2 separate regions of the Homo sapiens genome follow, and region 1 is linked to region 2. The links are chromatin contacts, found by Hi-C or POLR2A ChIA-PET in ENCODE. All regions are on one chromosome and are shown on one strand. The core of a region is the stretch at or near the end of the contact, and the rest is flanking DNA. Distances in the headings are between cores, read along the strand shown.

Region 1 (4,231 bases), core at 404-2,903, 780 kb before region 2:
GAAACTGGGAAGATGCCCCGTAACCAAACAGCCAAGGTGTGCTTAACAAAGTCACTATGGTATCATGCACCCCTTGGTGTGATGCACTGAGAAGGGCACACTTCATTTCTGTGGTCATCTTGCCAAAAATGTCAGACGACCAACCACCTAAAAAGGAAGCAGTTAAGTAACTTTGGGAATTATCTAGGTTGCAGGTATATTCGTGCCTGTCTTTGCCTTGTAAATAATGGACATTATTGGCTGTCATTTTTGTTTGTTTGTTTGTTTGTTTGAGATGGAGTCTCCCTCTGCTACCCAGGCTGGAGTGCAGTGGCACGAGCTCAGCTCACTGCAACCTCTGCCTCCCAGGTTCAAGTGATTCTCCTGCCTCAGCCTCCCATGTAGCTGGGATTACAGGCACCTGCCACTACTCCCAGCTAATTTTTTTTTTTTTTTTTTGTATTTTTAGTAGAGATGGGGTTTCACCATGTTAGCCAGGCTGGTCTCAAACTCCTGACCTCACATGATCCATCCGCCTCGTCCTCCCAAAGTGCTGGGGTTACAGGCGTGAGCCACTGTGCCTGGCCCCAGGAATCTATTTTTAACAAGGCCTCCAAGTGACTCTTGGGTAAGCTAAAATTAGAGAAGCAGTAGGCTACTATGAAACGGAGCCTCTAGTTTTAGGAAGTGCTCAGCTCACACAAACGTGGGTAGCATCGTTGCTCAGCGTCATCTCTTTGGACTGCAATCCCCTCCCAGTGATCCTGGATTTCTGGATGCGGCTGTTTTCAAAGCGCAGGGTATTTTCAGCAGGATCTCACCATAGTGGGCCCCACCATGCCCAGGCTGAGAGCTCTGCCTGCTCTGTTAGTGAGGAGGTAGGGGTGCCGACCCGCCTTTCTGACCCTACCCCCTCCCTTCTCTCCTCTCACCCCCCTCCTCTACCTCTCACCACACCCAAACCTCCTTTCTTGATGGCAAGCATCGCTTCTGTACCCCTGCGGCTCCCTTGGCTCTAGTGTTAGTCACAGCTTAGTGGAGGAGCTGTGGGCTTGCATCTGAGGACCTGGGCTTCAGCTGGGGGTCTGCCATTTACCAACCGTGCTTATTAACCCACAGTCCTTCCCGGAGCCACTGCTTATGTTTTCTGCATCCTGGTGTGACCTCAAGCAAGTCTTTAGGCCACGTTTTTTCCTTCAGACCAAAGCTTTTTTTATTTTTTATTTATTTTCTTTCTTTCTTTTTTTTTTTTTTTTTTTAGACAGGGTCTCCTTCTGTTGCCCAGGCTGGAGTGCAGTGGCGCCATCATAGCTCACTGCAGCCTCCACACCCCCCACCCTCCTCACCCTCACTAGTAGTTGGGACTACCTACAGGCGTTGCATCACCATGCCCGGCTAATTTTTTTTTAAACTTGTTTTGGAGGCGGGGTCTCACTGTGTTTCTCAGGCTGATCTTGAACTTTTGCACTCAAGTGATCCTAACACTTCGGCCTCCCAAAGTGCTGGGATTATAGGCGTGAGCCATGTGCAGGACCTGGACCAAGTCTTGATTCTCTCTGGTTCCTCCCAACTGAAACATCAGGATGCCGCCCCGGGTGTCCATGGGGCTGGGGAAGTTGCTGAGCAACCTTGCCCTGCGAGAGCGAAGGCGGGCGTGTCCCTCGGGGGCGTACCCCGAGTGGGCAGCAGGGCCAGCCCGCGCGTCCCTCAGGGTCAATGCTGGGGCCCTGAGGGTGAGGTCAGCTGTGAGGTGAGGTCTGGTGGCCGAGGGGAGGTGCCCAGCGTGCGCGTCCGCATCCGGCGGGCGACAGAGCAGCCCCGGAACAGGAGCTTCCCGGCACCGGCCGTGGCGTGGCGCCCTCCGCTGGGCCGTTCTCCCCCGCAGCCGCTAAGTCAGCATCGCCTACTTTCCCACTCTCGAGTTTGCCCCTCTTTGCTGCCCGGCAGCTGGGTGTCCCATGTCCCCTGCCCGCCAGTGTGCGACCGCGGCCTCCCGCGGGGCGGTGACGGCCCCTCTCCTTCAGCCTGACCGCCGCCAGCTCCCTCGGCGTGTCCGGGGTGGCCAGGCCTTGTTTAGAGTAGCTCCAGCGTTTGAATCGCGCAGGCACAAGAAGGCCGTCTCCTCACCGCGGGCCAGCGGGGCCGGCCAGGGCCCGGGCGGAGGGGGAGCCCGGGTTCCGCGGTCGGGTTGTGGGGCCGGCGCTGACCTCACCGCATGGGCCCCTGCGGCCGCCGTGGCTTCTCACGCGGCCTGACTTTGGACTCGAGTGCAGGCTCTTAGCTGAATCTCTGTGTAGACAGGGTGGGTGGGACTCCGCCCTGGGGTGGCGCTGGGGGCTCGGGTCTCCCGCCGCAGGCCTGTCAGCGGGGCGCTTCCCGTCGATTCCAGGAGCGCCCGCGTCTCTGCTCAGCGCCACGAGTCCAAGCGTGGGGGAGGACGAGACTTTCAAGGCGGGGGGTGACAGTGCCATCCAGCCCAGAATACCCACCCCCAGTGGCGGGCTGCCGTGCCCAGGCCCTGATCCCTGCCCCTGCAAACATCACTTTCTATCGCCCACGGGGCTCTGCAGATGTGGCCAGGCTAAGGGTCCAGAGTTAGGGAGATTGTCCTGGATGATCCGGGCGGACCCTAAATGTCATCAAAGTGTCCTCGTAGGAGAGGGAGAGGAGGCGACCGTGGGGGCAGAGGCTGGAGGACCGCGGCGCCCGGGACCTGCCCGCACCTGACTGCAGCCAGGTGGCGCCGATTCCGGACGCCCAGAACTCTGTGGGAATGCAGCTGTACTGTGCGGCGTGTAAACCACCGCATCTGTGGGATTTTGTTAAAGCAGCCACGGGACCACTCCACCCCCTCCAGCTGTGGTCCTTTACCCGGCGGCGGCCACCTGGCAGCAGCCCGGTTCCCCATCCTGCGGGGTTCCTCCCGCCCGCAGACCGGCTCGGCCATAAAAACCTTGCTGAGAATCAAAGAGAGAGAAATATATGGAACGGAAGAGTCGACGATTTTGTGTAAAGTTTAGGGTTTGTATTCATCGATATATATTTACATATATGCACACGCAAATATGTATGTTTCCTTTGAACTCAACTTTATTGGCACAAAATTTACATATAACAATATAGATTTATTTTAATGATGCAGTTTAGTGAATTTTGAAAAACCTCCATACCTGTGCAGCCGCCACCATCGCGGTGGTGAGGACGGAGGCGGCTCTGGAGCTTACCCCTGGAGTGCGTGTGGTTAGAGAAGCCTTGAGACTCGGGCTCCCATCGGTGATGCTAAGTTTTCATTTTTCTTAAGAAAAATGTTCTTCCGGCCGGGCGCGGTGGCTCATACCTGTAATCCCAGCACTTTGGGAGGCCGAGGCTGGCGGGTCACGAGGTCAGGAGTTCGAGACCAGTCTGACCAACATGGTGAAACCCCGTCTCTACTAAAAATACAAAAATTAGCCGGGTGTGGTGGCGGGCGCCTGTAATCCCAGCTACTCTGGAGGCTGAGGCAGGAGAATCGCTTGAACCCGGGAGGCAGAGGTTGCAGTGAGCCGAGATTGCGCCATTGCACTCCAGTCTGGGGGACAAGAGCGAGACTCCGTCTCAAAAAACAAACAAACAAACAAAAAACAAACAAAAGTTCTTCATTTCCAGACCACGCTGCCATTCTGTGGTTTCGTATCTTCCTCATGTTTTGTCTGGCTTGAGCCCCAAATATTTTAAGAGCAAATCTGAGAGTACAATGAGAAGGAACAGAGTGTGTACACAAATACACCCACACACATTCACACACACACACATATATGTACACACACACACATACACTCGACTCCCCCCCACACTCATACATTTAAACACCTATACTCACATACTAACACTCATACCCCCCATATACACTCATACACTTACACACGGATACACTAACATCCTCACAGACACCCACTCACATACACAGGCTCACACACATTCACAGATACACTCACACACACATACACTCAGATACAGACACAATCAACATACACAGACACACATTCACATGTACAGACATAGAGATACACACACATACACATTCACAGACACATAGACACACACACAGACACACTCATACAGATACATTCACCCTCATACTCAGAGATATACTAACACACTCACAGACAAACCCATTCACACACACACTCAGACACAGATTCACACTCATACACCCACACCCACATACAGACACTCACATGTATACTCACAGTCATACAGATACACTAACATA
Region 2 (4,025 bases), core at 627-3,126:
CCAAAGTGCTGGGATTACAGGAATGAGCCACCGCACCCGGCTGTAATTTCCTGTTTTTAATAACATGACACTTTTTTCAATACTACTCTCCTCTGAAAAGATAAAAAGCATTTAGACAAATTATTTATACAACATATGACAGATGGGGTAGAGTGGAAAGACACACAGCTTTAGAGCCAGACAGAACTGAGTTCAAGACCTAATTCAGCCATTTAGTAATCGTGTAACCCGGGCCACTTACAGTTTCTCAACCTTGTAAAGCAAAGCTGTTGCAAGAATTAATAAAATATGTAAAGTATGTAAAGCATCAAGCCCAATATCTAGCACTCAATAAACGGTACTTACTACTATTCTTCTCACCTACTCCTTATAGGGGATAAAAGCAGCTTTGCCAGGGAAGAGGGAAGATATTGGAAAACACAAATACTAGTTTATATTAAGCCAGTGACGAAGGACACTGATTTTACCTGATCAGTGTAAGAACTACAGCCGTGTTTTGGGTGGCATACTCCTTCCAGAATCCAATGAAAACGGAGCCCCTAGCTCCTAGGAAAATTTCAGGAATTTTACAAAACGCTCTATGTCAGGGATTTTTAAGAATCTTTTATTAAGGGGAATACTAGCTAGTTACTTCTGCTTAATTTGCAAAAGTGTGAAAACCTTCACTAGTCTGTTTTGTGACAAAACGTACATTAAGTTAATATTCATAATGAAGCAAGTAAATCCTGCTTTTATTAGACTTCTCGATTTCTAAAGAAACAAAAATATCTGGTGTAAAATATTAGAACTACAAACTACGCTAGAATTAGTTCGAATATTCTCAAATGTGATGCTCAAACACCCTAACACCAAACCAAAAGGAAAAAAGTCCAAAAAGGTAACAAAGCTGGCTGTATCCAATTCTTAGAAAGTCTGAATCAATCCAGGTATCAAATGAACCTCTAACTTCCCAAAACATCTACAAACACCGAAGTCATAATTTGCAAAAACAAAGCTGAGCCAGCAAATAGAAACACTGTTTACTAACTGAACGTAGTTTATCCTTACTTCTCCTCCTTGCATGTAATACTTTTATCCTTTGACTCGGCCTTCTCAAATTCCCTTAGTAAACAATCTCATCAAACTGCTTATTGTAGTGTAAGCATGAAGTCAAAGAGTAGCATAGACTCAGTTCTCCAAATCGCGGGAGCTTTAAGGAGCTTAGCACTAGACCAAGTTTTGCCCCAATGACCTTGGTCTCAACGATTCCCCTCCCTCCCTCCAGCCGGCCCGGCCCTTCCACGTGCTGCCGGCTGCAATTACTCCAGAGGTGGCTGCATGTCAGGGAAGCGCTAGAGGATGCGAATGCACAGGAAACAAGGGTTGCTAACAGCACCCAGGCTGTGCCATCCAATCCCTCCCGACACCAACTCCCCAAGAGCGCTCACACAGCCCTACAAATTTCCCCTACCGAAGCCCTGCGGGGATAACCCCAACTCCTTCCCGGCGCCTTGCTCTGCGACCCAGTCTGTGGGGCAGGGTGTAAGGTGAAGAAATTCTCTTTGCTACACCACTATATTCCCACGCCCGACTGGGGTGCTGGGCAGCCAGGGGAAGGGGACAGCTCCTGGAAGGAGGGGACGACGGCAGGAGGAAAGTAGGCTGAAGAATCCTGCGCCACGCCACCGCCACCTCCTCCTCCACTTCCAGGCTCCCTGCAGGCCCTTGCCAGTCGCCAGCCCAGCGAGCAGCAAGGCCTGGAGTGGCAGGGCCGACCGGGGGCCCGCGAATCCCGGGGTCTGAGGGGCGCGGCGTCCTCACCATCAGAACTTTAGCCGCGTTCTCCAGCTGAGCGATCACTTCTGGGGGCCCCAGCGCCGCCGCCATCATGGTCTCTCTTCAATGACGCGCCATGCGCTGCATTCTGGGAGCGGGCGCCGCGGCCGGCCAATCGCCGCCGCGACCCCGGAGCCTCACGCGCTCCCAGGGCCGTCGCAGCCGCTGTCGACACCGGCGTCGCGGCCTCGGCGGGTCTGGCCGGGCTGCCGGGTTCCGGGTGGCTGGGAGGGGACTAGTGTGAGCCCGGCCGCCGCGCTGGGGCGGGGGCGGCCGCAGCCGGCACCGGGCGAGGCCGAGGCGGTCTGCCCAGACTGCTGCAGCCGCGCGCCCCGCTAAGCTCCCAGCCCCGCGCATGCGTGGTGTCCGGCGCCCCGGCCTCGCGGTGCCCCCGGCCCTCTCCCCACTACCCTAGTACAGCCCGCCCGGGGACCCGCAGATCCACGACGCCAGTTCGCTCCCTCCGTTCTCAGCCCTGCACACCGCCTCCCCTGGCTCCTCCTTGCCCTTCCACGCTCCAGCGCCGTGCAGGATTTCCTAAACTTGGAATCGCTCTTCCCGCTTTCCCCTCCTCAGAGCGCACCTCCTTTCAAAGTATCTCTGTCTCCTGCTTCTCTGTTCCTTCTTGCCATGGGAGAACATTCCAGGATAGAACGCTTCGTTTTCTTTCTTTCTTTTTTTTTTTTTTTGGAGACAGGGTCTCACTCTATCGCCCAGGATGGAGTGCAATGGCCCTATTTCGGCTCACTGCAACCTCCGTCTCCCGGGTTCAAGCGATTCCCCTGCCTCAGCCTCCTGAGTATCTGGGATTACAGGCGCCCGCCACCACGCCCGGCTAATTTTTGTACTTTTAGTAGAGACGAAGTTTCACCATGTTGGCCAGGCTGGTCTCGAACTCCTGACCTCAGGTGATCCGCCCGCCTCGGTCTCCCAAAGTTCTGGGATTACAGGCGTGAGCCACCGCCCCCGGCCGAACGCTTCGTTTTCATAATGGAGGGCTTTGGCCTTCTGCAGGACAATCATCCAAATGTATCTGGGCAGCGGGTCGCTAGGAGACCCTAGGAGGAAAACCCGTCTTTGGCTCTTGCCGTTTTCACTCTTTAAGGGCTGGCTCACATAGGAGAGGGAGAAAGCAGGGACAGGAAAGCCTGACCTTGACTACCTGGCTTCTCAAATGCAGTAAGATGAGCTTTGTCGGCCAGGCGCTGTGGCTCATGCCTGTAATCCCAGCACTTTGGGAGGCCAAGGCAGGCCTCATTTTAGCTCAGGAGTTCGAGACCAGCCTGGGCAACATCGTGAGACCCTGTCTCTACCAAAAAAAAAAAAAAAAAAAGCCCGGTGTGGTGTCTTGCGCCTGTGGTCCGAGCTTCTCGGGAGGCTGAAGCGGAAGGATTGCCCAGGAGGTCGAGAGTGCAGTGGGGCGAGATCACACCACGGCACTCCAGCCTGGGTGAGAGGCTGATCCTGTCTCAGGAAAAAAAAAAAAAAGGACAAAAATCAGCATTGTCGTGTTTGTGGAATCCGTGTTGAAAGGCATATTAGAGTATCAAGTAATTAACCTTCCCTCCGGTGCTCCAGTTGCCTCTAGGACATTCCACGCAAGTGGTCCTGACAGCTGTTTCAGTATTCAAACCAGTGCTGTTAGGTTGTTCGGATCAGGGGTTTGTTTCGTTTTGAGCTGACATCTACGGTCTACATTCCTATAACTTCTTTTTGGTGCTTATTCAGCCTTCTGAAACAACACAGACAGTCAAATTCGTTTCAGTATTTTTAAGTTTATTTTTTGTTGAAATCTTCCTGTTTCTTATTCCTAGTTATAAGAAAGCCATACTGTTGAGGTTTTATGTCACTGCAACAGAATGTCTGTGTGTGTGTGTGTGTGTGTGTGTGTGTGTGTGTGTGTGTGTGTGTGTGTTATGGAGTCTCTCTCTGTCACCCAGGCTGGAGTGCCATGGTGCCATCTCAGCTCACTGCAACCTCTGCCTCCTGGGTTCAAACGATTCTCGTGCTTCAGCCTCCAGAGTAGCTGGGATTACAGGTGTGCACCACTACACCTGGCTAATTTTTGTATTTTTAGCAGAGACGGGGTTTCACCATGTTAGCCAGGCTGGTCTTGAACTCCTGACCTTAGGCGATCCGCTGCCTCAGCCTCCCAAAATGCTGGGATTACAGGCATGAGCCACTGTGCCCGGCCACACGGAACTGCATTA

The links. A loop is a pair of places that touch in the nucleus more often than their neighbours do. ChIA-PET counts read pairs that join two places held with the same protein, here RNA polymerase II (POLR2A). Pooled maps may share reads with other maps.
Region 1: a loop to region 2 is called in a pooled map, with 2.0 times the contacts of the local background. The contact joins the enhancer-like site here to the promoter of XPO4 in region 2. A Hi-C loop is called at or near these places in 1 of 37 single-sample maps with no recorded cell type and 6 of 50 pooled maps. POLR2A ChIA-PET finds 5 or more read pairs at or near these places in 2 of 52 experiments (A673 and PC-9).

What each region holds. Positions count from the first base shown.
Region 1 is chr13:20,126,063-20,130,293 of GRCh38, forward strand. No RefSeq gene overlaps it. Among named protein-coding and RNA genes, the nearest start is that of LINC01072, 25 kb to the left of the region's middle. RefSeq lists an enhancer at 1,563-1,612 and a silencer at 2,063-2,282. Within about 2 kb of position 1,654, at least 27 of the 41 ENCODE cell types and tissues checked have a DNase peak (open chromatin) inside an H3K27ac peak, as active enhancers do; they include PC-9, where a contact is called at or near this core.
Region 2 is chr13:20,900,870-20,904,894 of GRCh38, forward strand. It overlaps XPO4 (exportin 4), which reads right to left and starts at 1,877. Exons shown (of 23, transcript NM_022459.5): 1 at 1,801-1,877. The coding sequence starts at 1,869. RefSeq lists an enhancer at 1,640-1,689 and a silencer at 1,900-2,279.